Linked DNA regions of Homo sapiens: region 1 is linked to region 2. A link is a loop called in an ENCODE intact Hi-C map of the cell type or tissue named here. Cell type or tissue: ovary. All regions are shown on one strand. Links, peaks and the distances in the headings refer to the core of each region. The heading gives the core; the rest is flanking DNA.

Region 1 (15,094 bases), core at 3,177-11,176, 850 kb after region 2:
CTCTGCCACAGGAACAGCCCCTGGAAAGTGCTGAGTTCATCCGGGGAGAGGCATCACAGAAGTTGTGACACTAGGGGGGGTGCTCTGAAGAGGAGAGCAGGAGAAGGAGGTATGCAGAGACCCCAAAGAGAGGAAAAGGCACAGGCAGACAAGATCAGCAAAGCATCCTGTGTCCAGTGGGCTGAGGAACCAGCTGATTACTTAGTTTGTCTGAAGCAGAGGGTGTAGGGAGAAAAGAGAAAGGAGATAAAACTTTAACCTGTGGTGGGGTGTGGGAGAATAGGGTGGGTATTTATGCAGGGCTTCAAATGCTAGAAGGAGCTGTTTGTTACCTGGCAATAGCAGACTGCTGCTTCCCTGCTGAGCCCCTGGGTCCGCAGCTGTTACCTATTTGACAAATTGTGTCGATCAAATGGGGTTTTGTCTTTGACAGCTTTGCATACACTTTAAAGTTTCCCAAAGTGTTACTAGTTCTTAAATTTATATTTAAAAAGTTTATCTTTCATCACTATGTCAATGGGCATGTTAGATTGAATTACATCACATGAAACATCAGCCAGAACATTGACAAAGTCACAACCTTGGCTTAACATGGGTGTTTCTCCCTGGTTCCAGCATGGTATGGGCATTCCTTCTATCTCAATCATGTTGCATGAGCTCATAAAGCTGCTGTACTATGCCCGGTGCTCCAACGTCACTATCATCCGCATTGGCACTTCTGGTGGGATAGGTAAGGTCTGCAGAGGGGCCTCTTGCCCTGTGAATGGATGAGGGACTGGGGCATGCCAAGGCAGCTTCTACATGGTGTGGCATTAGAGACAAAGAGTTCCTTTCTTGGCTTTGTTCAAGGGAAGCTTGTTAACAGGAGGTGTGAAAAGAAGCTTGTTTTGTTGTTTTTGTCCAACCTGTTCTCCCAACCCGCACCCCAGAGCTAGGCAGTAGAAGGGCACCACACCATGCATATGGGGGAAACTCATCCTTTTGGGGTTACACAATTTGTGCCTTCTTGTCTGCTTGATTCTGTCTTATTCTTTCTAATCCCCCTTCTTCTCCATTCTCTCCTTTCCTTTGCTTACTTTTCCTCCTCCCTAATCCTGCAGGGATTTTGAAGCACCTTAGGAGAAAAGACACAGGAAAATCAAAGGGGGGAAGAGAGAGGCGCAGTACAAAACTCAGATAAGTGTCCTTAAATTAGCTTAAAATGTCCCTATCCTCAACAGGGACATTTTTTTTTTGTTTAAAAAACAAAGATGGTTGGCCGGGCGCGGTGGCTCACACCTGTAATCCCAGCACATTGGGAGGCCGAGGCGGGCGGATCACAAGATCGGGAGATCGAGACCATCCTGGCCAACATGGTGAAACCCCGTCTCTACTAAAATACAAAAGATTAGCTGGGCGTGGTGGTGCACGTCTGTAGTCCCAGCTGCTGGTGAGGCTGAGGCAGGAGAATCGCTTGAACCCGGGAGGCGGAGGTTGCAGTGAGCCAACATCGCGCCACTGCACTTCAGCCTGGCAACAGAGCGAGACTCCATCTCAACAACAACAACAACAAACAAACAAACAAAAACCCCCACAAACATGGCAAAGAAAGAATGAGATTTAATGAGAAAGCAAAAGCTAACAAATTGTTGAATTGTAAGCCAAAGTCTGTTAGGCAGATTTGTTTTAAATACGTGGTCTTGCTCTCTGGGGTTCCAACTCTGTGCCATTCTTTCTGCTAAAAACTGGGTTCTAGTGATTCCTGCTCCCACCGAGGTGTTCAGAGCTCAGGGAAGAAGCCTGCATGTGCCCTAGAGAAAGTTGAGCTTTGCCGCTGCTGGCCAGGCCTGTGTGTACTTGTTCCAGGCTGTCTAGGGCCTGGACTATCTAGGATTTATAGCAATTCTAGAATTTAAGTGTCCTGACCTTGAAAGGGGACTTGCTTTAGACCCAAATATTTTGAATATGTTATCTTGTCTCTTTTCTTTTTGTTATATAGAGAGATTGATGCATAAAATCTGTGTTTGTATGACTGTAATTCCAAGTTTAGCGAAATTGTCCCTAGGACAACACACCAACGGCCATGAGCTGTCTCGGTCCTGCAAGCTTAGTCTCCGATGCTGCCCACCTGACACAGCTGTGCATAGCATGCTGGCCTCTGCCAGGAACTCTAGTGAATGGTTCTTGAGTTCTTGCTCTGGAGTGATTTTTAAAACAATGATCAGATAATTCTGGAGGGAGTAGTATAGATTTTGAATTTTCCTCAATTGCTCTGTAAAAATGGAAAGAGCAACTAGGGAGCAAAACCAAAAACCACTGGACACAGTTGATAATAAAAGGTGATGTGCTATCCTCACAAACCCCAAAGTATGAATGGGTGGAGACAAAAAGCCTCAGGATCTGGTTGTGTTGGCAGCTGCTCAGGGGGAAGCTCAAGGCGATGGACAGACCTGAGAACAAGAGTCCCAGGCACTCCTAGGAAGGTGCAGGGGGACATGGTGAAGATGGCAGCTGACACTGGAGGGGGCCTGTGCGTCCCAATGTGAGTGATGCTGGAATTCCAAGGGGCTTGACCACTCCAGGCCCTGTGGGTTCACCAAGGCATCAGCCAAGCTCTCCTCTAGCTCCAGCCCCAGTGCTGGGAGAAGCTGCTGAAATGAGACTCTGAATTGCCCAGAACAGCCGCAGGAGTAGCAATGGAAAGAGGAGTTCAGATACATGTGGGGAGCGAAGCAAAGGTCTTTGCAATCGGCCATGTTTTTTAATGTTTCATGAAAACAACTGACTTGGGAGCTCTGGAAAAGATCTGACTTCTTGTTCCCTCCCACATGTTTAGGAAAACCAATTTTGCATTAAAATAAGTATCAGAAATGGATCATAGTTATCTTAGTCCCTGCAGGTTGATAGACAAGATGCCATTGACTGAGTGGCTTATAAACAATAGGAATTTATCGCGTAGTCTGGAGGCTGCGAAGTCCAAGGTCAAGGAGTCAGCAAACTTGGTGTCTGGTGAGGGCTAACTTTCGGATTCATAGAGCTCTGTTTTCTCCCTGTGTGCTCACATGGCAGAAGGGGCAGGCAGCTCTCCGGGGTCCCTCTTATAAGGGCACTAATCCCACTCATGCAGGCTCCACCCTCATGACCTAATCACCTCCCAAAGGCCCTGCTGCCTGAAACCATCACATTTAGGGTTAGGATTTCAGCCTATGAATTTTGAGGGGGAAACCAGCATTCAGTCCAGGTCCATAACAATGGTCAAATCCCATCTAAAATTATTATAACACAAAGAATAAGGGGCAGAGTAATGTCCCTACAAACAGGAAACTACTCCAGGAAGGCACGCCCAGAACATAGAAACTGGACCCTAATAATGCATCAATCTGAGAGGAAGGCCAGGTAGGTCAGGAGTTGGTCATAGCTCACCTGGGTTTAGGGTGTGGGACTTCATTATACTGTTCTAGTCTGCCTTTTGCTGGTTTACTTTTCAAGTATTTGCCTGAAATCTTAAATATTAACAAGGTATGAAACAGGGATCAATGAAACACATCATGGTATATGGTTCAGTGACAGACAACAGTGGGAAATCGCCGTGAATGGAAGCAAGAAATATGGGACAAAGTACTTGAAGGTTCCTGGCCATTTTTATTTTATTCTTTTTTTTTTCTTTCGAAATGGAGTTTGCTCTTTTTGCCCATGCTGGAGTGCAGTGGCGTGATCTTGGCTCACTGCAACCTCTGCCTCCTGGGTTCAAGTGATTCTCCCGCCTCAGTCTCCCAAGTAGCTGGGATTACAGACACCCGGCACAATGCCTGGCTAATTTTTGTATTTTTAGTAGAGATGGGGTCTCACCATGTTGGCCAGGCTGGTCTTGAACTCCTGACCTCAGGTGATCTGCTCGTCTTGGCCTCCCAAAGTGCTTGGGATTACAGGCGTGGGCCACTGCACCCAGCCCTCTACTTTGTTTTTTGTGCCTTTCTCTTCCATAGTGTCCATAATGATCATGCATTAATTACTTTCATAGCTTAAAAAAAAGTTGAATGGGAAAAATGGGTCACTGTGTATTTGAGAACAGTACTGGATGCTTCGTGTTTGGATGTGTGGGTGGATCTGCTTCTTTCTTCCATATGCTCTGCTGTGTGCTCCCTGGCTGCCCTGCTTTAATTTTATTTTGTTTTACACCCTGCATATCTTGATGTCTGCTTTTTTCCTCAGGTCTGGAGCCCGGCACTGTGGTCATAACAGAGCAGGCAGTGGATACCTGCTTCAAGGCAGAGTTTGAGCAGATTGTCCTGGGGAAGCGGGTCATCCGGAAAACGGACCTTAACAAGAAGCTGGTGCAGGAGCTGTTGCTGTGTTCTGCAGAGCTGAGCGAGTTCACCACAGTGGTGGGGAACACCATGTGCACCTTGGACTTCTATGAAGGTGAGGCAGCGGATACGAGGAGGCATCTTTCAGCCAGGGAACCCTGGTCCGTCCCCTGAGCCTGCCTTCTCGCTGTGGACTGGCGTTTCCACTTGCCAGGCTGCTGTCTCAGTTACACTTCGCCCAGAGTGGTTATAATGACCCGTTTGAGTGGTCATTATAGGCAGGACCTGGATGGGTCTTGCTTGTCCCTGTGTCCTTCTGGGCATCAGTGGCGCTGATGTGTTGTAGGAGCTTCTCACATGCATGTGGTTCTCATGTCTCCATGTGTGCCTCAGGGCAAGGCCGTCTGGATGGGGCTCTCTGCTCCTACACGGAGAAGGACAAGCAGGCGTATCTGGAGGCAGCCTATGCAGCCGGCGTCCGCAATATCGAGATGGAGTCCTCGGTGTTTGCCGCCATGTGCAGCGCCTGCGGCCTCCAAGGTAAGCGGCACTTGATGGGCCTCGGCGTCCCCTCCTCCCTTCACTTCTGCTCTCCTGGAGCCCCTCGCTGGGGCCCCTCCTCCTGGGGCACCCCGATACCCATTTCTGGTTTCTGTTTCCGCTGCCCCCAAGTCACTTTCTGACATATGTGTTGTCACCACAATGCTGTTCAATGTCTGACTGTCACACCCTGACAAAATGCAGGATTCTCAGTGACCTTGTGCAGGAAAAATGACAAAAAAGCTTTTGCTGCCCCATGAGGCTGCCACCAGGTCTATAAAAAACTCGGCTTTCAAAGCGCTTTGGCTTTCTGAATTGTGGTTCATCTACCCTCAAGGTACTAGCCACCCTTGAAGGCCAGCTCACAGCTCTGCAGAATTCCCTTATCACCTCGGCCAAAACGTGCCTTTCAAGGTGGTGCTTGCAGCCCTGAGCTGGTCCTGGAATGGTGAATTCCTTTTGGAAGCAGGCACGAGAATAAGGGAGGGACAGGGCAGGGTGGTGTCAGAGAGGGAGGAGTCTTCCGAGCCCCTGGACCAGCGCCTTTCCCTCCCGCACTCCATCCTCCGGCCCCGCCTGACTGCATGGGCAGCCTGGTTTCCTGAGGAGGCAGAGAGGCTGCTCCTCAGAGCTCGTGGGTTCTTCATCCCGTCCCTGTGAAATGTTAGACCCCCGGCACCTTGCCTTGATGTGGTCTTTGTCCTTTGCAGCGGCCGTGGTGTGTGTCACCCTCCTGAACCGCCTGGAAGGGGACCAGATCAGCAGCCCTCGCAATGTGCTCAGCGAGTACCAGCAGAGGCCGCAGCGGCTGGTGAGCTACTTCATCAAGAAGAAACTGAGCAAGGCCTGAGCGCTGCCCTGCACCTCCGCAGACCTGCTGTGATGACTTGCCATTAAAAGCATTGTCCAAAATCCCCTGTTGTGTGGACTTTGAGCACACTTTACACAAGAATCTAGAAAATCAGATCGCGATTAAGAGACAGAGAATCTTGGATTAACCGCATGGGAGATGTTCTTCCTTTTGAAGTTTCATTGGAGCATTTTCAATGATGTTAGCCTGATTTGGGGTTTCTTCAAGAACATTCTACCAAATTTTTGTACTATTTCTAGGGAAATTTTTCAGACTTTAAAATTCTAATGGTAGTCAGATTTCATGTCACTAAACAAGAAATCTGACAATAGTGCCAGGAAACTAATTTCCTGATACATTAAAAAAATTCCATGCACCACTTGCAATGAGAGATGACTGAAAACCAATGAAGCAGACAGCAGGGGTGTTTGAGAAATAATGCGTACCTAAACAGGCATATACACAGTTTCCAAATTATAGTCACACACATTCCCAAAACCATCCACACCAGCTTAATCACACGACAGTAATCCTCCCACCCATTGTCCACAATGCTAGTGTCTTGATCCAAGTACCTAGGGATGGGAAACGGGACACCTGGGCTCAAGACAGCTTGTCCTATTGTTTCTGTCCATGGCTTGTCAGCCTTGCATTCATTCCTGGCCTCACACTGACATTCCTAGACTCCGTGTCTCTTAGCTTCCTTCTCGGTTGCACCTTATAGTGGAGGGGAGAATCCAGGGTGGCCCCTCTGTCTGTCTCGGGTGAGTCTGGCAGCAGCTACTTGGGCAGGCCTAGGTCCCCAGCTCAGGGGCAGCTGGGTCTTGGGTCTTCACTGGCTTGTGGGTTGCCCAGGCTCCTGGCTGACTTCTCAACTCTCCCCACATCAGTGTGGCCACTTTCTGGTATTTATTGTTTCCTGTCCTTGAGATGGGCTTATTTCCTGGTGGGCTCTGAGGGACACTCCCATGCTCAGGGGCTCTGCTTAGCAGTTTGCTGTGTGACTTGGAGTGGCCAGGGAGGTGTGTGGGGACCTTGGTGTGGGTGCATGTGTGTGGTCTGTGCACTCTTTAATGTGCCTTCCCTGTGATTCTGAGATTCAACCCAAAATGAGGGTCATTCAGCATCTACTGAGCCCACATGCCCTTCTAAGTGCTAAGAGCAAGAGAGATCCTTGTCCCAATCAAAAACTTCCTTCCCTTCCACCTTCTCAAGCTCTAGGGTCTGTAATACAGATTTGCTTAGGGTGGAGAGTGAGTCTCCTTCCATTTCTCCCTCAGCACTTCTTGGTCCCTTTGTTGAAGCTGTCCAGGAGAAATTGGAACCCTCAAGGAGACTTCAGGGTCCTGGGATGTGGCTGTGCAGTCATCTGTGCACCCAGGGCAGCATGCTAAAGGCTCTGCTCCTGGCTTCTCACTCCAGCACGAGCTGCAGGGGCTGGACTTGCTACTATTGTGCGCTCATCTGTCTCCAAATTACCAAGTGCCCCCAGACTTCAACTGGATGTCACCATGCCCCTGTGGGTGCAGGACCCAGTGTGGGATAGCCTTTCTATCCTCTGACCAACCAGATGATGTTTATCACCAGGCTCTGGGGCAGGCTGAGGATGCAGGTGCGGACCATTGCCCCAGGCAGTAGGGGACTTGCAGGTTAATTTCTTTCACACCTCAACCCAGGCAAGTGTGGCCAGGTGGGCCCGCCACTTCCTAGGAGGACATCTTTGATAAAGCAGAGAAAAAAAACCACACAGAAATAGAATTTAAGGCTAAAGAGGAGGCTGCTATTAGTAAGAAAAGGGCTAGTTTGTTTTTGAGGTGTTTTGTCTCTGCACTGCCTGGAAGTCTGTCTCGCTGGGGGAGCTGTCACAGAGCCTGTGGCCTGAGCACCCTCCTCCGGGACAAGGCAGAAGGTAAAATGACTTCTGAACATGAGATTCTTTCTACAGGTGTCAATGGCCAAGCTGCAGCTATTGGCACTGCACTGCCCTCTGCTGGCTATGTGAGGTAGTGCACATCAGCCACCCCCAGGTGGATCTCTGTTGATCTAATCGGGCGACATCCCTGACCTTACAGGTGAACTCTATACCCCCTGACACGCAGGAAATGCCGGTTGAACAACACATCTTGTTCTGATTGAGTAAACATGAACTTGTTGGATTAGTTTATGTCGGCCTAAAAGGAAGAAGCTGAGGCAAAATTGGTAAAAGTAGAGAAGTAACTGGGTCCAAGCTTGAAGACTGCAACCCAAGAACATAGATTCAAGTTCCCCTGAATGAACACTCTGATTAGCAGCACTTACAAGTGGATTTTTAAAGGTAAAAGGGACAGGGAATGGGCTGATACACAGCTGTCTGCCAGGAATTCTCATTGGTTTACAGAAATGATATTGATCAATGGCTACACATTGTTAAGCCATAGAGTGTGGGTTCTAGTATTCAGTGTGGCATTATTAAGTTAATTTATAGCTACTTGTGGCAATAGCAAGCAGTTCCAAGAGATGAATACATAGTTAAAAAGGGGGAGTGATTGATGTCTTTTTCTTGAGACAAGGTCTTGCTCTGTCACCCAGGCTGGAGTGCAGTGGTGCAATCACAGCTCACTGCAGCCTTGACCTCCTGGGCTCAAGCAATCCTCCCACCTCATCCTTCTGAGTGGCTGGGAATACAGGTGCACGCCACCACAACCTGGCTAATTTTTGTATTTTTTTGCAGAGATGGGGTCTTGTGTGTTGCCCGGGCTGGTCTTGACCTCCTAGGTTCAAGCGCCCCTCCCACCTAGGCTTCCCAAAGCATTGTGATTAGAGACGTGAGCCACTGTGTTTGGCTTATTGTCCCATTTTAATGTCTCTCTGGCTGTAATAATTTGAAAGGTCTCAAATTCCTCAGATGAAAGTTATTTTCTTTCCTCATTTGGCTACCAAGATGTCTCTGGAGCTGACGTTATAAATGTCCTCACATGAGTGTTACTTGAATTCCTCGGGAGACGACCAGAAACTTGGTCCCCTTCCTCACCCCGCACTGGCCACTCTTTGACTTTCAGGCCCTTGTGCCACGCTGGTATCATTGGCTTGGTCCCCTTGTGGGGGCTTCCCACAACCTGGGCACTGGCCCCTTCCTCAACCCCTCCTCCATTCCCAGCGCTGGTGATAAAGACTCTTCTGAGCAGGAATATAATGACACCAACATGGTTCACTTTCGGTGCTTTCAGCAAGGCAGAGAGAATTAGGAATGTAATTGGGATTGTTCTGATGGAACTAATTACCCTGGATTTCAAAAATCGTTGTCAGCGAGTTCACTCCATGTTTTCCTCTAGTGCAGTCCTTAAGTGATATGCTCAGAATGCCTCCCACTAATGTGAAAAAAAAATGTTAATAATTATCCAGCCCTTTGTAAATTGGAAAATCAGCACGTCACTAGTGAGTTAGTCAAGAGTTTACCTCAGGAAGCCTGCCACGCTCTCACATAAAAGGTTGGGCTTTGGTGTCAATTGCAGAGGTGGCCACGCTCCTCCTGCTGCCTCCTCGCGGTCCAGTCTCATCACAGCGGTGACAATGCCACCTTGACCAGAAACAATGAGATGATGGTTTGTCTTTATAAATGACAATAGGGACAGTGGAATATGTTAGAGCATGAGCTGTGCGTCTCCTATACCTTTATCCTTAAGCCTAGCACTAAGCCACGTTTTAAAGCCAGGTGTCCATCATATATTGTATTATCCGGTAATTCCACTCCTGCTCCTGGGCTTGCATGGAGAGAACTCATGTGGCCCAGGAAACATGGACAGGAATGTTCATAATTGCAAAGGCCTCGGTAACAAAAGCCAGAAGTCCCCAAATATCCATGTGCCAGAGAACAAATGCAATGAGTTTGGTGTGCTCAGATGATGAAAAACAGTGAAAATAAATGCAGACACCTTCACCATCAGTACAGAACCATCTCAGGTAACATTCTAAGTGAAAAAAGCAAATTGTAGAATAGTACCTACAACATGATTCCATTTATATAAAGTTTGAAAATGGACAAAACTAAACAATATGTTGTTTAGGATTACGTGCATTTCATTGTAAGACTAGGGGAAAAAACTCCACCAGGGATTGAGAAACCCCAATTGAGATCAGGAGTTTCCTCTGTTGGGAGGCAGGGTGCATTTGGGAGGAGGGGGGACCCCCAAGGACATCAAAGATGTTCTGTTTCCTAGGTTAGGAATGACTTTCACATCAGGGCTTCTGGGTTCCATTGCAGCTTACTCATATTTCAGTACTCCTTGGTATGTATGTAATAGTAGAATATCATCTCATTAATCACCACCCAGACATTAGGCTCAACTTATAAAATAAGGAAGCAGTGCTAGTATAAGAAAATAGTACTGCTCTGCTGGTGCTTAGTAGTTTTTCAGTTACCACGTACATGAAGGAGAGTGATTTCTGACCGATTTTCATGGAGTAGGATCAGCTCTGCAGATGTGAGCTTTTAATAATAGCTAATATGTATTGAGCCATCGTTGTCAGGCCCCTTGTGTGGAACTTCCATCAGCGATCCTGCCTGGCCCTCTCCCCATCTGTGTTATCCCCAAATGCCAGATGAGGACACAGCCTGGGCTCAGGTCTGTGTGAGGGTTGGGACTGTGCGGCCACAGTGTGTTATTCACATATGTGCACACATACACACCTGTGCGTTTCCATGCACATTCATGCACACATTGTCATACATGCACAGCCATGCAGAAGTTTACTTACTAGGAAAAGAGTAGCACTCAGTTCTCTGGACTTCACAAGGAGAGGAGAACACAGGTATGAATGTCAGTCCTTGGCATCCCAGCGTAGTCTGTGCTGCGGTGGGGTGGGGTGGGGGCTGGTAAGAGTTCTCCTTTAGGGTCTCTTTCAGTGAATGTTTTGTAGGAAGAAAATTTTAAAAAGGGTAAAATCATGACTGCCATACAGAAATGAAATGAACATGTGTGTTATGGAAATAAAGCCAACCCGCCAGTGGTAGGCCTTTCCATGTCCAGTCTAGGAGAGAGAAAGCCCCAGTTATGTGTGCTGAGACTCCACGCGTGTGGGAGGGGACTATGTGGAGGGAGTCTTACATTACACAGTGAAGTGGAGGAAAAATGAGAACTTCCCCCAGATCTCCTTGAAGGGTGACTGGATGATCTTGTGACAGTCCCTGCGTGCCTCCCGAGGGTGCCTGAGTTATTTGGGTGCATGTGTTCCCAGTTCTAGGGGGCAGAAGGCCCTAGACCTTGCTTTATAAAATCAAAATCTCTCACCCGGCTGATTCTGGAGGCACTCTAAGGAGGGAGGAGGGAAGCAACTACCTCCCACAAGAAAGGTTCATCATTTTATCCTTACACATGGAAAATACTTTTTTTTTTTTTGAGACAGTCTTATTCTGTCATCCAGGCTAGAGTGCAGTGGTGCTATCTCAGCTCAGTGCAAATTCTGCCTCCCAGGTTCAAGCTATTCTCCTGCCTCAACCTCCTGAGAGCTGGGACTACAGTCATGTACCACCACGCCAGGCTAATTTTTGTAATTTTAGTAGAGATGAGGTTTGGCCACGTGGGCCAGGCTGGTCTGGAACTCCTGACCTCAAGTGATCCACCCGCGTGACCTGCCCACCTCGGCCTCCCAAAGTTCTGGGATTATAGGCATGAGCTGCTGAATTGCACTCACCATGAGGGAAGCTGGCAGGTGCTGTGACTGGTTCTCAGAGGCAGTCCCAGTGGCAGGAGTTCACACGGAGTGAGGAGCATGAAGTACAGATGGAAGCAGAGCCAGCCTCTCAGCAGGGCCCACAGGGGCAGTCAAGCCTCTCCAGGCAGGACAGAAGTTCTCTACAATTCCCAGGGTTGCAAATAGCTCCTGTGGAAGGGACGCCAGAAGCCCTGCAGAGGCACCTTGCAGAGTCTGGACAAGGCAGGGTTCCCTGCAGGGCCCCACGGCTTCCCTCCAGTGTGCCGCGGCCAGAGGCAAAAGGACGTGGTGGTGGACTGCCTTGCTGGCAGGTTCCCAGGCCTGTCTGGGCAGGTTCCTCCCTTCACTGAACAGCAGTTTCCTTTCCTACGAAATTCCATGTACCACACAGGGCTCTTGTGACGATGGGATGAGGTCACAGGTAGAGAAGCACGGGTGCGAGGGGCTCATGAACAGATTTAAACTCTTCCCCAGATAGCTGAGCTTGGTGCCATTTGCCCTGGGGCCTCTTTCTGGCTCACATTTTCCTCCTGTGGCAGTAGTTCCCTGAGGCCAATCCAGTCTCACCTCAACCTTAAACACCCCTCCTTGTGCCCGGCCAGTTGTCACTTGTTATCTGAGGGCTGCACCCCTGCATCCCTGCCCTCCTTCTCACTGAGGACACAGCGGGTCCCCTCTTTCTAGTCCCACGCAAGGATCACTCCTCGGGGCTAGCTCTGGGCTTTGGTTCACGTGCCCCACACCCAGTCCACGCCAGGCTGGCCTCTGGAAGGTGAGCTTCTCACTGGGGACAGGATACAGGGTAGTGTGGCCCAGGAAGGACATCTGGTCGGGGGGCTGAGGAGAGGGAGGTGGAGGTTGGGAGAGAGGCAGGACAGGCAGGATGGAAACTGTGTTTGTCCATTTGCACTGCTATACAGAAATACATGAGACTGAGTCACTTATAAAGGAAAGAGGCTTAATTGGCTCATGGTTCTGCAGACGGTGCAGGAAGCATGGCCCTGGCATCTGCTTCTGGTGAGGCTTACAATTATGGCGGAAGGGAAGGGGAGCAGGTGTGTCACATGGGGAGAGAAGGAGCAAGAGAGACGGGAGCAAGTCCCAGATTCTTTTAAACCACCAGATCTCATGTGAACTCACTCATCACCAAGGGGAGGGCACCAAGCTATTCATGAGGGGTTCACTCAACACCTCCCACCAGGCCCACCTTTAACACTGGGAATAACATTCAACATGAGATTTGGAGGGGACAATCATCCAAACTATACCAGGAACAGTACTTGGGGATGGTTCGTATGTGTGTGTGTGTGTGGTTTTGTGTGTGTGTGTGTCTGTGTGTGTTTGTGTGTGTGTCTGTGTGTGTGATCAAGGTGTGGGCAGAACTGGTTCCTTTTGAGGCCTCTCTCCTGGGCTTGCAAATGGCTGCCTTCTTGCTGTGTTCTCTGTTGTCTTCCCTCTGTACGTGTCTGTGTCCTAATCTCCTTTCTTATAAGGACACCAGGCATATTGGATCAGGCCCAACACAATGACTCTGTTTATTCATTCATTCATTTATTTTAAAAAATAGAGATGGGGTCTCAGTATGTTGCCCAGGCTGGTCTTGAACTCCTGGCCTCAAGTGATCCTCCTGCCCCAGCCTCTCAAAGTGGTGAAATTACAGGCATGAGCCACCAAGCCCAGCCCCAATGACTCCATTTAAATGTAATCACTTCTTTAAATACTCCAGGTAGACCACAGTTGCATTCTGAGGTCCTAGGTGTTAGCACTTCAATACATGACTTTTGAGGAAAAACAATTCAGCTTATAACCAGAAGGAGCTGGCGTGAGGGCCTTGTGAAAACAGAGGCACATAAATATTAATGGTGTTGATCTACTGTCTTGGATGTAATACAGATACATCCAGCCCTAGTCCCAAAACAAATGACCTTCAGTCAGAGGTAATTTTTTAAGTGTGCATTTCCATAGGAGCAACCAATGTGTAAGAGCAGGTTGCTCAAAATTAATCTGGTTTTAAAAAATTCTACCCACTTTGCTTTTCAACTAGAACATCATGATCCTTCCATATCACCTTTCCACTAACTGTGTTGCTGCCACTTACCAGGCCACCTGTGGGGACTGGTCACCAGTGGACACACGGCCGAGATTGCCTGTGTGGACTGGTCACCGGTGGATGCAGGGCTGTGATTCCCCCTGTGTGGGCTGGTCACTGGTGGACACAGGGCTGTGATTCTCAGTGTGGACTGGTCACCAGTGGATGTAGGGCTGTGATTCCCCCTGTGTGGGCTGGTCACTGGTGGACACAGAGCTGCGATTCCCCATGTGTGGGTTGATCACTGTTGGACACGGTGCTGTGATTCTCCTTGTGTGGACTGATCACCAGTGGATGTGGGACTGCGATTCTCCCTGTGTGGACTAGTCAATGGTGGATATGGGCCTGTGATTCCCCCTGTGTGGGCTGGTCACCAGTGGATGTAGGGCTGTGATTCCCCCTGTGTGGGCTGGTCACTGGTGGACACGGGGCTGCGATTCCCCGTGTGTGGGCTGATCACTGTTGGACGCGGTGCTGTGATTCTCCCTGTGAGGACTGGTCACCAGTGGACGTGGGACTTCAATTCCCCCTGTGTGGGCTGGTCACTGGTGGACATGGGGCTGTGATTATTCCTGTGTAGGCTGGTCACTGGTGGACGTGGGGTTGCGATTCCCACTGCGTGGGCTCGTCACTGGTGGATGTGGGGCTGTGATTCCAGTGCTGGGTAAGCAGATGCTTAGAGAGCTTCAGACCCTGGCACGGGTGATGAAGAATGACAATATGGCAGAAGACGAGAGAGGGTTCTTTTGGGAGTGGCTACTTTAGAATGATTGTTGGGGGTTATGATACCCACTTGGTTGTTGGGGGAACAGGAACAGGAAGTCTGTGGCTCCAGCAGAGGAACTTGCCAGATACATGCCAGAGGAATGAACGTGGCATGTGAGAAGATTCCAGTGAAGGGGACTAGTGGTGTGGCATACAAGGTGGCTCTGAGCTGCTGAGAGCAGATTACACAGATTCCTGTAGATCACACGTGTCCCTGTAGACCACACAGGTTCCTATAGACAGAACAGGTCCCTGTAGACCACACAGGTCCCCATAAACCATACAGGTCCCTTTAGACAGGATAGGTCACTCTAGAGCACACAAGTCTCTGTAGACCACATTTTCTTTTTTTTTTTTTTTAAGTTCACTGAAAAATGCATGCTACAAATATAACCAAATTTTATAGCAGGAGGAAATAAGTGAAACCAAGTAAAACCAATTATAATAAAATTGAGAAAATATGGGCAGCCAAAATAATGGAAAATAGCATTTTTCATGGTGCTGTCACATTTTTCATTGCAAATCTAAGAACTAAATCAATGTCGAAGCAATCACGTTTATGAGATTTCCATCAAGTTATATTTATTCATCTTATTCTTCAAATTGAAACTTTATTACAGTTTAGATTAGAAAGCAAAACTTGCTAATATTTTTATGTGTATTAAAGCAAATTTGACAACAATGTTTCATATTCTGTAACTTGGCTTTGGTCGTTATTTTGAAAATGACTTTCCATGTTTTTCTTACAGGGCCCAAAAGGTAATCCTGGCCCAGTGGTATGGATGTCTCCATGTTTTCTGTCATTTAGGATATAGGTCTTTGAAAGAAAAGAATCAGGAAGATGGCCTGCTTTCTTAGGTGTTCATCAGTTAA
Region 2 (15,094 bases), core at 2,403-10,402:
GCCACCAAGTCCTGTAATCACTGAGAACTCCCAACTCCTGTCTTGCTGTTTTTATTCTACCACATGTATTGTGAAGCACGTCCACAATGCATTGGTTTCCAACTTGTCTGAGTCCAATGACACAGAACACCCATCCATGCACAAGTTACAGCAAATGGATTTATCACTTACAGCTAAGCAGTAAGGACAACGGGAGCCTAGGATTCATTGCAAGCCATCCCCCAGAACTCAGGAAAGGTGCCTGGGGCAGATGGAGTCTCTTTTGCTTGTGCCCCACTTGCACTACAGCTGCCGGACTCTGGAAAGCAGCCTACACAGGTTTTTACACTCCAGAGGCTACATGGTGTGCTGGGCTAAAGCACTGAAGGACATCTTGTTTCTAGGAAGGGACTGGACAGAGCCCAGGCTATTCCAGCCAGTCCCCGGCATCTCAGAATGTTGCACTCTCAGCACAAGCTACAGTTACTCTTGAAATCCACAAGCAAGTAGGTGGGAAGTACTGGGTCAGACCCAAAGAACTGTCCTGCATTTTTGTCCCTTTTTGCTTTCTTCTCCAAGCCAAATGACTACTCTTGGCCTCTTGAAATGTGCCAAGTGTCTGTGCTGACACTGCAGTTATATCATCTCATTTAATCCTTGAAGTAACACCAATTGACCATGCGTTCCAGATACAGAATCCAGTTCCAAGAGGTTTTCCCAAGGTCATAGAGTGAGAAAATACAAGATCAAATCTTATCACATCTGAAATCCATGGTGTTTTCACTGAACTGCACTACCTCTCAAAAGACTATTAAAAGCCCACCCATTTATGGTTTTATCGTAGTAAAATACACACAACACAAAACAAAGTTTTCACCATGTTTAAGTGTTGTAATTCAGTGGCATTTAGTACATTCAGAATGTTGCTCAATCATCATCTCTCTCTCTAGTTTCAGAACTATTTCACTCAGACGCATCAAACAGTCATTCCCTATTTCCCCTCCCTCCAGCCTTTGGAAGCCACTAGTCTCCTTTCTATCTCTGTGGATTTATGTATTTTGCATGTTTTACATAAGTGAAATTATACAATATGTAATCTTTGGTGTCTGGCTTCATTTACTAACATAATATTTTTGAGGATCATCCACATTGTACCATGTATCAGTACTTTATTCCTTTTTATGGCTAAATAATGTTCCACTATATGGATATAACACATTTTCTGTTCATTCATCAGCTGATGAAACTTTGGGTTGTTTCCACCTTTTGGCGATTATGAATAGTGCTACTATGGACATTTATGTACACATTTTTATTTGAACATTTGTTTTCAATTATTTGGGGGTATGCATTTATAAGTGAAATTTATGAATCATTTAGTCATTCTGTTTAACTTCTTGAGGAGCCAACAAAATGTCTTCCATAGGGGCTGTACCATTTTACACTCCCACCAGTGGTGTACAAGAGTTCTAATTTCTTCACATCCTTGCCAACACTTGTTATTCTCTAATTTTTTTTTTTTTTTTAGTAATAGCTATCCTAATGGGTTTGAAGCAGTTCTAATTGTGATTTTGATTTACATTTCTCTAATGACTAAATGGCACTGAACCACTTTTCATGTGGTTATTGTCCATTTGTATACATTCTTTGGAGAAAAGTCTGTTCAAGTTCATTGCCTATTTTGTTGCTGAGCTGTAGTAATTCTTTATATATTTTGGATACTAGTCCCTTATTGGATACATGATGTGCAAATATTGTCTTCCATTTTGTGGTTGCCTTCTTTCTTAATAATGTCTCTTGATGCACAAGAGCTTTTAATTTAAATGAATTCCAACTTGTCTGTTTTTTATTTTGTTGCTTGTGCTTTCATGTCATTTCTAAGCATATATTTGTCAATTGATTTTTGACAAAAATGCCAAGACAATCCAATAGGGAAATAATAGTATTTTCAACAAATATTGAATTTCCACATTTAAAAAATAATTTAACCCTTTTTTCTTATCATACACAAAAATTAACTAAAAATGGGTCATAGACCCAAATGTAAAATGAACTATAAAATTTCTTGGGCCAGGCATGGTGGCTCACGCCTGTAATCCCAGCACTTTGGGAGGCCGAGGCAGGTGGATCATGAGGTCAGGAGTTCAAAACCAGCATGACCAACATGGTGAAACCCCACCTCTACTAAAAAATACAAAAATTAGCCGAGCATGGTGTAATCCCAGCTACTCAGGAGGCTAAGGCAGGAGAATTGCTTGAACCCAGGAGGTGGAGGTTGCAGTGAGCCAAGATCGCACCACTGCACTCCAGCCTGGGCAACAGAGGGAGACGCTGTCTCAAAAAAAAAAAAAAAACACTTCTTAAAAGTCTGTGATCTTGGGTTTGGCAAAGATTTCATAGACATGGCACCAAAAGCACAATCCCTAGAGAAAAAAATGAATAAGCTGGACTTTATCAAAGTTAACAAAAATTTGTTCTGCAAAATATATCATTATTTCTTATTGGATGAAAGGACAAGCTGCAGAATTGAAGAAAATATTTGCAAATCTTAGGTCTGATAAAGCACTTGTGTCCAGAATATATGAAGAACTCTTACAGTTTAATAATAATAAGATAAGCAACCCACTGAAAAATTGGCATAAAAGTTTTTAAAAAAAAGGAAAAACTGGCAAAAGCTTTAAATAGACACCAAAGATATATAAATAAATAATGACAAACATGCTATAATAAATAATGAGATAAAAGATGCCATTAGCCGTTAAGGAAATGCAAATTAAAAACATAACAAGATATTACCAGAAACCTATTGGAATAGCCAACATTCAAACACCAACACCCACTGTCAAGGATGTGGAGAAACCGGAACCCATATACATCACTTGTAGGAAAAAAAAATGCCACAGCCACTTTGGCAAAAAGTTGGGCAGCTTCTTAAAAATATCCACTCAGCATATCCTGAACAATTTCACTTCTAGGTATATATCCCAGAAAAATGAAAACACATATCCACACAAAGACCTATATGTGAATGTTTCACAAAAGCATTATTCATAATATCCAAAAAGTGAAAACAATCTAAATGTTCACCAACTTATGAATGCATAAACAATATATGGTATATTCATCCAATGGAACGCACTTAGAAATAAGAATGAAGGCAATGCTGATACAGGAAACCACACGGATGAACTTCAAAAACATTATACGAAGTGAAAGAAGCCGGACACAAAAGACCACATATAGTATGATTCTACTTATATGAAATTTCTAGGAATTTCTGTCTATAGAGATAGAAAGCAGGTCAGTAGTTGCCTGGAGTCAAAAATGGTAGCTGGGATTGATTGCAAATGGGTAGGAGGAAATTTTGGGGGTGGTGATAATGTTCTAAAACTGAATTGTGATGGTTTACTAAAAGTCACTGAATGTACATTTCAAATTGGATGAATTTTATGGTATGTATACCTCAATAAAGATGCTTGAAGACATACATAGTTTTAAGAAATATCATTTTAATTGCTATATAATATTCCATCAAATGGATATGCCACATTTTATTAAGCAACTACTGAATAACTATTGAATAATGAGATTATTTCCAAACTTTCATTCTTTTAAATGCTTCAACCAATATGTTTGTTTGATTTTGTGCAAATCTGGTTTTTAATGGTCTCTTTAAGTTGATTCCCAGAAACGGAACATAGGAGAAGGGGATGCCCATTGACAGGGCTCTTGTTACCTAGCTGCCATCTGTTTTCTTTAACATTATATAAGGTTAAACAGCTCAGCAATGAATGGAAACATACATGTTAAAAATTGAGGGCCAGGCACAGTGGCTCACTCCTGCAATCCCAACACTTCGGGAGGCTGAGGCAGGTGGATTGCACGAGGTCAGGAGTTCAAGACCAGTCTGGCCGACATGATGAAACCCCATGTCTATAAAAAATACAAAAATTATCCAGGTGTGGTGGCGCATGCCTGTAATCCCAGCTACTCAGGAGGCTGAGGCAGGAGAATCACTTGAGCCTGGGAAGTGGAGGTTGCAGAGAGCCGAGATGGCTTGATAGGGTTTGGCTGTGTTTCCCCCCAAATCTCATCTTGAATTGTAACTCCCACAATTCCATGTGTCATGGGAGGGACCCAGTGGGTCCCTGTGAATCACAGGGGCAGGTCTTTCTCGTGCTGGTCTCATGATAGTGAATAAGTCTCACATGAGATCTGATGGTTTTATAAAGAGGAGTTCCCCTACACAAGTTCTCTCTCTTTTCCTGCCGCCATCCGTGTAAGACCTGACTTGCTCTTCCTTGCCCTCCACCACGATTGTAAGGCCTCCCCAGTCATGTGGAACTGCAAGTCCACTAAACCTCTTCTTCTTCCCATTCTGGGGTATGTCTTTATCAGCAGCATGAAAACGGACTAATACAAGGTGCCACTGCACTCCAACCTGGGAGACAGAGCAAGACTCTGTCTCAAAATGAATAAATAAATAAATAAATAAATATAAATAAAATAAAAATTGAGGGGTTTGGAAAGGCACTTCTCAACAAACAAACCTTACTTGGGCACATTTGGATTATAAAAAATAAACCCCTTCTAAAAACTATAAAAAATAAAAGGGGCAGAATCAATAATTTATCCTGATTTTTCTGCAAAAACTATTTCAGGGACACAAAATCAGATAATTACAACAAGTAAATGCCTGAAGTAAATAAATAGAGTAATTCTAGCTAGTACACAAAAAGGAAAAAAATAGAATGTTGCCATGGTGTGACCCCCTTAAGTTACAATACTAAGAGGTCTTTACTCGTCATAACAGGAATAGTCTGGTGTTCTGGGGAAGGTGTTAATACCAGAAATAGGGGAGCAGGGGAAACACCCCAAGTTTGCTTGGTAGGATCTTGCAGAGGAGGCTCAGGAGCTGAACTGGATAATTCAAACAAGTCATCTGGCTTCTCAAAAGTCCTCATGGGGAAGTGTCAGATCATGCAGGTGTCCACAGTGGACTGGGACCTGGGCAGCACTGAGTTCCCCTTACTGACTGCACCATCCATGAGCTGAGCCTGCCTTCTGGGGAAGGAGGGGCATCTCCAGGAAGGGCAACCGGGCCAGGTCAGAAGGCCTCCTGTGTCTCCGGGGCAGTGTGGTCTTCTTTCAGGAGAGAGTGAGTCATCACTGAAGGAGAACAGAGCGAAGGCTGCACAGTCCAGCAGTACTGGGCCCAGACTCTCAGCCCCTTTCTGGCCCTGCCACGCTAAGATAGGATCATCTCCCTCATGGATGCAGCTGATGTGTGCGTGAGCACACGCTTGCCAGGCAACTGGCCAGCACCGGCTGTCTCTGCAACGCGGAATTTACAAATGCCCTTCCCGTGAGGAAGGAAGAGTAACCCGATTGATTCTCCGCTACCAAGCAAGCCCTCTGCCACTTTACAGTGCAGTAACTGCTTACAATGATTCCCCTTCTCGGGAATCGCTTTTCTAGCTCTTCCTCTACAGTCGGGGAGCTGAGCCCCCAGAAGCCAGCAGTCACACTAGTAGGGCAGGGCAGAGCCCGCTTGACCCCTTCCTTGGGAGGGGGGCCTAGCGCCGGGGCGCGTTTCCTCTTCGCGCTGCCCTGTCCTGGCCCGCCACTGGAGCCGGTAGCCCGCAGGGCAGCGGGGGCGGAGGCGACCCTGGGGGTGGCCTGTGGGCCCCCCTGCGAGATCTCGACGGTTCCTATCTATTCCATTCTCCCTCCCCGTCTCCCTGAGCCCCGCCCCTGGGTCCCTTGCTGGAGCCGCTCACCCCCTCCCCCGCAGGCGTTGTGCTGGGCCCGGGGCAACTTCCCCAGAACGTCCGGCCACCCTGCGCGGAAGCACGCCTGGCAGAGCTGCTGAGCCAGGCTCAGGTCGCGGAGTAGCGGCGCTCCGGACCGGCGGAACACGGCGTCCTCGGCTCAGCTTCGGAAGCGCCCCCGCCCCGCCCGGCGAGCCCGGGAATGGCGCGCGCGCCCCCTGCCGGCCACACCGGGACCAGCGGCACCCACAGAGGGCGCGCGGGCAGGGCGCGAGGCGGCAGGCCCCTCTCTTCCTCCCGACCCTCGCAGGCTGAGCACATCAAAAGGCAGGCTTCCTTATGGGTGCTTTCGTTGAAATTCAGCATTGTGGCCAGTCTTGAAAGTACAAAAAAAAAAGAGGGCAAATGTGCTGCACCACTTTAACACAACTTCAGTGACCCTGTTGTCTTCTTCTCTCAGATCTTCCTTCTGCTGCTGTATCTGCATTTCCTCATAACGCCAACAATAATGAGAGCATGGCCCGGGAACCCGCAAACTTTTTTCTGGAAAAGGCCAGATAGTAAATGTTCCTGGTTTTGTGAGCAAGATGGAAAATCGCCCATAGACAATATGCTGAGCCGACTGAGCCTGTGCCAGTCCCTGGGAGCCGACGCTAACTGGAAACAGCCAGGCCAGTTGTGCAAACTGCCCACTTGTTCATTAAATCGAGGCAGGTGTGACTTCAAGGCTACCACTCTCTGGTCCTTGTCAGGTGCAGGCTCTGTTAGAGGTTCCTGCCACATCCCTGCCTGGGCCACAGGGCCGTCCCTGGGTCCCCAGGTGTCTCTCCAACCATAACCCTGCCTGGGCCCTGCTATGTCATTTGAGCCATGAGGCCCCTGAAGATCAGTGGCCCCTGCTGCCCTGGGCCCACAACCTGTCACTAGCCTGTTGGGGTTTAAGGGTGAAAAGAAAGACCTCAGACACACATATGTGCACATGCATGCACAAACACACGCATGCACGCACACACACGAACATGCACCAACATGCGGACCCACTAACCCGGAACCACTGGGTTTCTGTGGCAGTGAGAGTAGGAGAAAGGCCTAGGATGCAGCTTGTAGTGAACTCTTATAATTCCATGTTACCATTCCCAACAGAGGTTTAACTTTTTCCTACCAGAGGCAGGGCTTACTCACCCTTAACACAGTTTCCAGCTCTCCACCTCCTTCCAGTTCCTCAATGTGATCAATCCAGACATCTGCCTTATACAAACACCTCCTGGTGACCACTGCCCTACGAGACAGCTGGATACAACCTACTTGACTCACCCCACTGACCCCACATGGACCTCACAGATATGCTGCAATGACCACCTCTCAGTCATGGCGTGATTACATGGAACCGGTGCCTGCTTGCTCTAAACCCATCAATTAGAACTCCCTATGGGAAACCTGCCTGGGGTAGACCCCTGGACCCCACTTAAGGCCTCAGCTTACAGGTCCTCCTCTCTCTCGATCCCCACCCAGTGGTTGTGTGTGTGTGTGCCCCAGGCAGCTCCCTCCATTCCGCTAGCCATGTGAGGTATTCTGCCTTCTTCTCTCTGGGATCTGTGAGGAATATGCTGCTTCTGTGACTCTATGTGCTTTGTCCAGTTGCCTCCTCTGTCTCCCCGGACAGATGCACCAGAACCTAGCTCCTCTCCTAGTCAGGGCTGGCCTAAAGAGTGGCTATCTTATTGGGAATAGCTGGAAACAGGTCAGATGGGAGCCACAAGGAGTCTGCCAGTATGAACAAGATTCCTGTGAGAGCAACACCAGACCATGGGTCTCACCCTCAGGCATGAGGCCACCTGCCAGGATAAAGAAGAATCTTGTGAAAGGCGTGCTGTACACATCCACCACCAAATCCCCGAGGCCCATTAGGTGGGGCACAGTTTATAGGAACTCTGCAGAAAGAGACCACAAGACCAAATCAGAAAGAATCACAACAGCCTCAGCCACATGGTTCCCTCCATGAGCAGAGGCACCCACAGCACCGAGGAGAGGGGAGGGGAGCTGAAGAAAGGGGAGGGGAGAGTAGGAGAGGATGTCTTCAAGCCACCCTGTTTTCAGCCCCACAGGCCCCGTGATATGAGAAGCACAGAGGGTTTCTCCAAGTACAGAGAACAAAACAGGAATAATCCTCTAGTTCTCCTTCCACATCCTCATCCTAGGGCATTTTTATTTATGCAGAGTACACACTCCCTGTCTTGTACCTCACTTTCCTAGGTGAGGGTGCCCCCTAACATGCTGGCTTGGTGGGTGTTTTCCTGGGTCATCCCCAGCGGGCACCTGAGCCTGGGCTATGCAACCTGCTGCCTCCTCCTTGTAGGAGCCCCCTCTCCCAGCTGTAGGTCTCTTCCTCTCAAAGGACTCAGCATCAGCCTCATGCAAGAAATATCCTTGGGAAACAGTGGCCTGACAAGAAGGGTGAGGGTGAAGGAAAGGCTAAGAATTGGGCAGCCAGGAGATGGCTAGAATTGGCTAAGAATTGGAAAAATTGGAAAAGGCTAAGAATTGAGATGGAGACGGTGAGGGAGGAGGGAAAGGAACAGTGGACCCACTTTGCTGATAAAGGAGCTTAGGTCAGAACAGCCTCCAGACACAGAGAGGAATGGCCTCCAGGTATGAGGGCAGCAGAGGGGCTGGAAATGGGAAAGAAGAGTGGCCTCCAGGTATGAGGGCAGCAGAGGGACTGGAAATGGGAAAGAGTACAGGGTGTGGAGGAAGAAGGGGCAGCCACATCACTGCAGGAGACTCTGGACAAAGGAACATTTTCCTCCAAGTACCCAAGGTGCTTTGGTATGACACCATCTGGTTGTAAATTGATTTAAGGATAGGAACAGAAATTTGATCAAAAGTCAGAAATATTTTCATACCTTTGACCAAATCGTCCTCCTTACTCACTGGAATTTACATCAAAGAAGTGACATGAGTGGAGAAGGCTTTTCTGGGAAGGATGGGAGGGGCCGGGATAGGGAGGTGCTGGCAGGAAGGGGAGGATTCAGGAGGGAAAGAAAAGGGGAGGGGAGGGCAGGCTGCAGCCCCGGGGAACCTTGCACAGGCCTCGCAGCCTCACCCACCTGGGGTTGAGTTGGACTCTGCTGACTGTAGCCTCTCTGAGCCTCCAGTTCTCTCTGGAGCTCTACCTCATAATATCTACCCCAGTGGCTAGTTTTGAGGACTTCACAAGATAACACCTGGCACAAAGTAAATGCTCAATAAAGGTTAATACTAATATTACTCAGATAACTTATTAGGTCTCTGTTCAGAAACCAACCCTCACATTTTATAGTTATTTTTAAAATTTACGTACAATGCAATTCCTTTCTCTGTCTCTCTCTCTCGTCTACAGTTCTATGAGTTTTGACAAATGCACAGGATCATGGAACCAGCACCACAATCAAGACAGAAAAGTTCCACCCACCTCAAAAGTCTTTCTCACCATCCTTTGAAATCCAGCTCTCTCCCATCTCTAACCCAGGACATCTCCATCCCTAAGGCTTTCCCTTTTCCAGAAGGTCATATAAATGGAATTGTATAGTTTGTAGTCTTTTGAGTTGGACTTCTTTCATTCAGCATAATTATTTTAAGATTCTTGCATTCTGTTGAGAGTATCAATAATTTGGGGTTTCTTTGCTGAATAATATTCCATTGGATGGATGTACCCCAGTTGGTTGGTACATCCATCAGCTGAAGGACATTAGGTTTTCATTCTTGGCAATTATAAATAAAAGTTGCTCTAAGTATTCATGTAATAAGTTTTTGTGTGACCCATAAGCTTTCATTTCCACTGGGTAAACACCTAAGAGGGAGATTGCTGCAACATACATGGTAAATGTAAGTTTTACTTTACAGGGAAATTTTCAAACTGTTTTCTTTTTTTTGTTTTGTTTTTTTGAGACGGAGTCTTGCTCTGTCGCCCAGGCTGGAGTGCAGTGGTGCAATCTTAGCTCATTGCAACCTCCGCCTCCCGAGTTCAAGCGATTCTCCTGCCTCAGCCTCCCAAGTAGCTGGGACTACAGGCAGGTGCCACCAGGCCCAGCTAATTTTGTATTTTTAGTAGAGATGGGGTTTCACCATGTTGGCCAGGCTGGTCTCAAACTCCTGACCTCGTGATCCAACTGCCTCAGCCTCCCAAAGTGCTGGGATTACAGGCGTGAGCCACCGCACCCGGCCCCTTCAAACTGTTTTCTAAGCAGTTGACCCATTCTGTATCTCCACCAGCAAGCGTAAGAGTTCCAGTTTCTCTGCCTCTGCCAGAACTTGATAATGTCCATTTTTGGTTTTGTTTAGCTTTGCCTTGTTTTTGAACTAAGGGAGGTGGAATGAGAGCTCACTGTGCTTTTAACCGGCATATCCCTAGTGTCTCATGCTGTTACATTCATGTGCTGCCTTACCATCTGTGTATCTTCTTCCAGAAAGTATCTGTTCAAATCTTTTCCTTTTTAATTCAACCCTCACTTTTACTTGTAACTGTGTGAACTTGCCACATGCCTTTCCCTGCTTTGCTTTGGGTAACTAGAGGGAAATAAACCCATTGAAGACACTAAGTATGTATGAGACACACCCAGTCATGTTTGGCCATATGCCAGAAGGACTAGTAACTTTGCCATCTTACCCAGGGTGGCAAGTAGACATCCTTCAGCTTCACCCACACCTCAGGCAGCTGTCAGTATTTCATTCCAGGAGTCTTCTTCTTTGCTTTCAACTGGGCCATCATAGAGCGGCCAAGCTCTCCCAACATGCCCCCCGTGCACTCCAAATCTTGGGAGAGGGGTTGGAGACAGACTTTGGCTGCCCTAAGAAGACCCCAGGTTCCTGTTGCCCCTGAAGCTCTTCCTCATGACCAGCCTCGCCCACAGTGAATCTCAGGCTGTATGGGCTTAGGAGAGTTGCTCCAAGATTTAGGAAACCCCCACCTCAGGGCCCTGACTTTCCAGGCATGTCTCTCACTATTGAAGCTACATAGAGGATACTCAATAGAGAAAATCAATGGTTTTGGTGTAAAATAGTTATACCCTAGAAGTTAGCATTATAAAGCTTAGAGAAAAGTCACTCCTATAAATACCCTTGTAAGGAAGCTCCTCTGAGACATTCCTACAGCACTGGGCAGCCAGGAATGACACTGGCCAGACTGGAGTCCCTGCCTAAGATGCTACTTCTGGTAGCCAGGATGCAAAAGGGGGTTACTTAGAGAAAACCGTGGATGAACATCACTGTGAATCACCAAAGAAAGGAGAGAAATTGAAACTTCTGTATAAGACTGCAAAGAGGAGAGAAGCAAGGAGGTGTTTGCTTCTTACGCCCTTGGGAAGCTTGTCTAGTACCCAGGTAGATGTTTCCTATTTTGAGTTCCTATCATACTTTTCTCTCCCCTTCCTTCCTCCCTTCCTTCTTCCTTTTTCTTTTCTTTTCTTTCTCTCTCTTTCTTTCTTCTTTCTCTCTTTCTCTTTCGCCCCCTCTCTCCCTCTCACCTTCTCTATCTCTTTTTCTCTCTCTCTCCCTCTTTTTCTCTCTCTCTCCCTCTCTCTTTCTCCCTCCCTCTCTCTTTCTTTCTCTGTCTCTCTCTTTCTTAGAGATGGAGTTTCACTCTGTTACCCAGGCTGGACTCCTGAATAGCTGAGAGAACAGGCATGCACCACTGTGCTGAGCTTATAATACTTTTCAATAGCTCTTCAGAAGCCAAAAAAAAAAAAAAATGAGAGAGAGGGAGAGAGAATAACACATGGCAATGGCACATACACAGACACAAACATGTAAATATAGTTTTTACATAAACTAACACCCACCAGAGTGGCTTCCCCCAACTCATACTCCTTCCCTGGCTTTAGGTTGTCAAAGATGATCATATCTGATGCCTGATAACAAAAAAATGTTGATAAATATGGTAGTGATAATGGTGATAGTGATGGTGATGTTGAGGATGGTGGTGATAATGATGGTGATGATGGTGATGATGATGATGGTGGTGGTAATGATGATGACAGCGATGATGATGATGGTAATGAAGAGATGATAAAGTGATGATTTTTTCAGTAATGGTGATGATGATGATGATGATGGTGATGATGTGATGACCATGATGATGATGATGGTAATGGTGATGATGACAGTGATGAGGATATGGTAATGGTGATAATGATGATGGTGGAGATGGTGATAATGGTGATGATGATGATGGTAATGGGGATAATGATGATGGTGATGTTGATTGTGATAATGGTGAAGATGATGATGATGGTGATGATGAAGATATAGCACAATCTATGGAAAGTTCACTATGTCCTTGGCTTTGTACTAGTTCTTCTTACACATAATTTCATTCCATGTTCACAGCAACCCTTTTCAAAAATGGAGTCCCAGGAGCATGATCACACAGCGTGGACTGACCAGCCTGACTCTCACCCACAAACAGAGAAGGAGGATCATCAGTGCACAGCTCTAAAACACACTGTCACGAAGAACTCTGTCAATCGGAGAGGTTATTTCTTTTAAAACTGACATTTAAACACTTTCCTTATGCCATAAGCAAAAATCAACTAAAGATGGATTAAAGACTTAAATGTAAAACCTAAAACTGTAAAAACTCTGGAAGATAATCTAGGAAATTCCATTCTGGACATATAGACCCTGGCCAGGAGGGCCAAACAATTGTAACAAAAACAAAAATTGACAAATGGGACCTAATTAAACAACAGAGCTCCTGCATAGTAAAAGAAACTATCAACAGAGCAAACAGACAATCCACAGAATGGGAGAAAATATTTGCTAACTATGCATCTGACAAGGGTCTAATATCCAGAATCTATAAAGACCTTAAACAAGTTAACAAGCAAAAAACAAACAACCCCATTAAAAAGTGGGAAAAGGACATGAACAAACACATTTCAAAAAAGATATACATGTGGCCAACAAGCATATGAAAAAAATGCTCAACATCACTAATCATTAGAGAAATGCAAATCAAAATGACAATGAGACACCTTCTCACATCAGTCAGAATGGCTATTATTAAAAAGTCAAGGCTGGGTGCAGTGGCTCATGCCTGTAATCCCAGCACTTTGGGAGGCCGAGGCAGGTGGATCACAAGGTCAGGAGATTGAGACCATCCTGGCTAACACGGTCTCTAGTAAAAAATACAAAAAATTAGCCGGGAGTGGTGGTGGGTGCCTGTAGTCCCAGCTACTCGGGAGGCTGAGGCAAGAGAATGGCATGAACCCAGGAGGTGGAGCTTGCAGTGAGCCAAGATCGTGCTGCTGCACTCCAGCCTGGGTGACAGAGTAAGACTCCGTCTAAAAAAAAAAAAAAAGTCAAAAAATAACAGATGCTGGCCAGGTTGGGGAGAAAAGGGAACACTTACACACTGCTGATAGGAATGTAAATTAGCTCAGCCATTGTGGAAATCAGTGTGGCAATTTCTCAAAAAACTTAAAACAGAAGTACCATTCCACCCAGCAATCCATTATTGGGTATATACCCAAAGGAATATAAATTGTTCTATCATGAAGACACATGCACATGTATGTTCATCACACCACTATTCACACAACAGCAAAGTCATGGAATCAACCTAAATGCCCGTCAATGGTAGACTGAATAAAGAAAATGTGATGCATATATACCATGGAATACTATGCAGCCATACAAAAGAATGAGATCAGGTGCTTTGCAGCAACATGGTTGGAGCTGAAGGTCATTATCCTAAACAAACTAATGTAAGAATAGAAAACCAAATACCACATGTTGTTACTTATAAGTGGGAGCTAAATGTTGAATACACATGGACACAAACAGTAGAACAACAGACGCTGGGGCCTACTTAAGGGTGGAGGGTAGGAGGAGGGAGAGGATCAAAGAACTACATATCGGGGCAGGGCATGGTGACTCATGCCTGTAATCCCAGCACTTTGGGAGGCGGAGGCAGGTGTATCACCCGAGGTCAGGGGTTCGAGACCAGCCTGGCCAACATGATGAAACTCCGTCTCTACTGAAAATACAAAAATTAGCCCAGCATGGTGGCACATGCCTGTAATTCCAGCTAATAGGGAGGCTGAGGCAGAAGAATCCCTTGAACCTGGGAGGCGGAGGTTGCAGTGAACCGAGATCGCACCACTGCAGTCCAGCCTGGGCGATAGAGCAAGACTCCGTCACAAAACAAAACAAAACAAAACAAAACAAAAAAACTACCTATTAGGTACTATGCTTATTACTGGGTGGTGAAATAATCTGTACACCAAACCCCAAACCCCCAAGACACACAATTTACCTATATAACAAACCTGCACATGTACCCTTGAACCTGAAATAAAAGTTAAAAAAAAATAATTCTGGAAGTGGGTTTTAGAGTAATAAACCCATTTACAGTAAATAAGAAAAAGAGGTACCTGCATGTACATCCTTTGATTTTTTCTTTCTTTTTTTTTTTTAAAGACACTGCCAAAGTACCTGTCTTTCTTTGCTTGGCTTTTTCTCTTTGTTCTTAAATTCACGTGGAAAGAGCAACTGTGCCTTCACAACCATTATTTGGTTGGCTTCGCTCCACAACCCAGAGAGCTGACTTTCTTTGAATTTCTGTCTTATAGAGGGAGAAAATCATCCCACTCCAACACCCTCCTCCCCACACAGAGTGCCAGGACCTGGCCCCCCATGTGCTGTACACCTGCTAGAAAAGACAGGTTTTCCCGCCCATCACCTGCCTGCCCAGGCCAGGGTGTGTGAGTGAATGTGAAGCATGCAAGACTCATGGGAGCATTGCAAAGGCAGCCTTACCTTTGTCTCTCTTGCACCTTTTTGCCTCTTCTGGGGGAACATTTGCTGGGGGAAACCTCAGGCAGGCCAAATGACTCCCCTGGAAATTTTAAATAATGCAGTGTTCCCCAGTGACTCTTAGTTGTGGAAAACAATCCATTTCAGGTTTGAAGACGTGCAGGTGCCTGTGAGAATTCTAGGGTCCAGGCCAGAAGCGGTGGCTCATGCCTGTAAACCCCAACACTCTGGGAGGCCAAGGCAGTGGGATCACGAGGTCAGGAGTTCAAGACCAGTCTGGTCAACATAGTGAAACCCTGTCTCTACTAAAAATACAAAAAACAAAAACAAAAACAAAACAAAACAAAAATTAGCCAGGTAATGGTGATGTGTGCCTGTAATCCCAGTTACTCAGGAGGCCGAGGCAGGAGAATCACGTGAACCCAGGAGGCAGAGGTTGCAGTGAGCCGAGATGGCGCCACTGCACTCTAGCCCGGGCAACAGTGCGAGACTCCGTCTAAAAAATAATAATAAATAAGAATTCTAGGGTCCAACATGACTCAGGGCCGTGC

What was found. A loop is a pair of places that touch in the nucleus more often than their neighbours do. Peaks named below come from ENCODE experiments on the same cell type or tissue, not always from the same donor. Only the 100,000 strongest peaks of a DNase experiment are listed, where the experiment ranks them.
Region 1: a loop joins it to region 2, with 4 times the contacts of the local background. A loop is called at or near these places in 6 of 110 quality-filtered maps.

Annotation. Positions count from the first base shown.
Region 1 is chr7:48,102,682-48,117,775 of GRCh38, forward strand. It overlaps UPP1 (uridine phosphorylase 1), which reads left to right. Exons shown (of 9, transcript NM_003364.4): 6 at 616-730; 7 at 4,192-4,401; 8 at 4,680-4,826; 9 at 5,537-6,055. The coding sequence ends at 5,676. LOC105375271 (a long non-coding RNA gene) reads right to left here and starts at 11,694. Exons shown (of 4, transcript XR_927253.3): 1 at 11,347-11,694; 2 at 10,411-10,551; 3 at 9,112-9,232; 4 at 8,494-9,023. RefSeq lists a silencer at 2,892-3,115. In ovary, for the core only: a CTCF peak has its summit at 7,684 (motif pointing left); DNase peaks (open chromatin) are centred at 5,580, 6,460 and 7,670.
Region 2 is chr7:47,248,632-47,263,725 of GRCh38, forward strand. It overlaps LOC124901628 (a long non-coding RNA gene), which reads right to left and starts at 5,983. Exons shown (of 2, transcript XR_007060318.1): 1 at 5,760-5,983; 2 at 3,469-5,148. RefSeq lists a silencer at 5,865-6,044. In ovary, for the core only: a CTCF peak has its summit at 5,964 (motif pointing left); DNase peaks (open chromatin) are centred at 5,155 and 5,820; H3K4me3 peaks cover 817 bases; H3K27ac peaks cover 1,533 bases.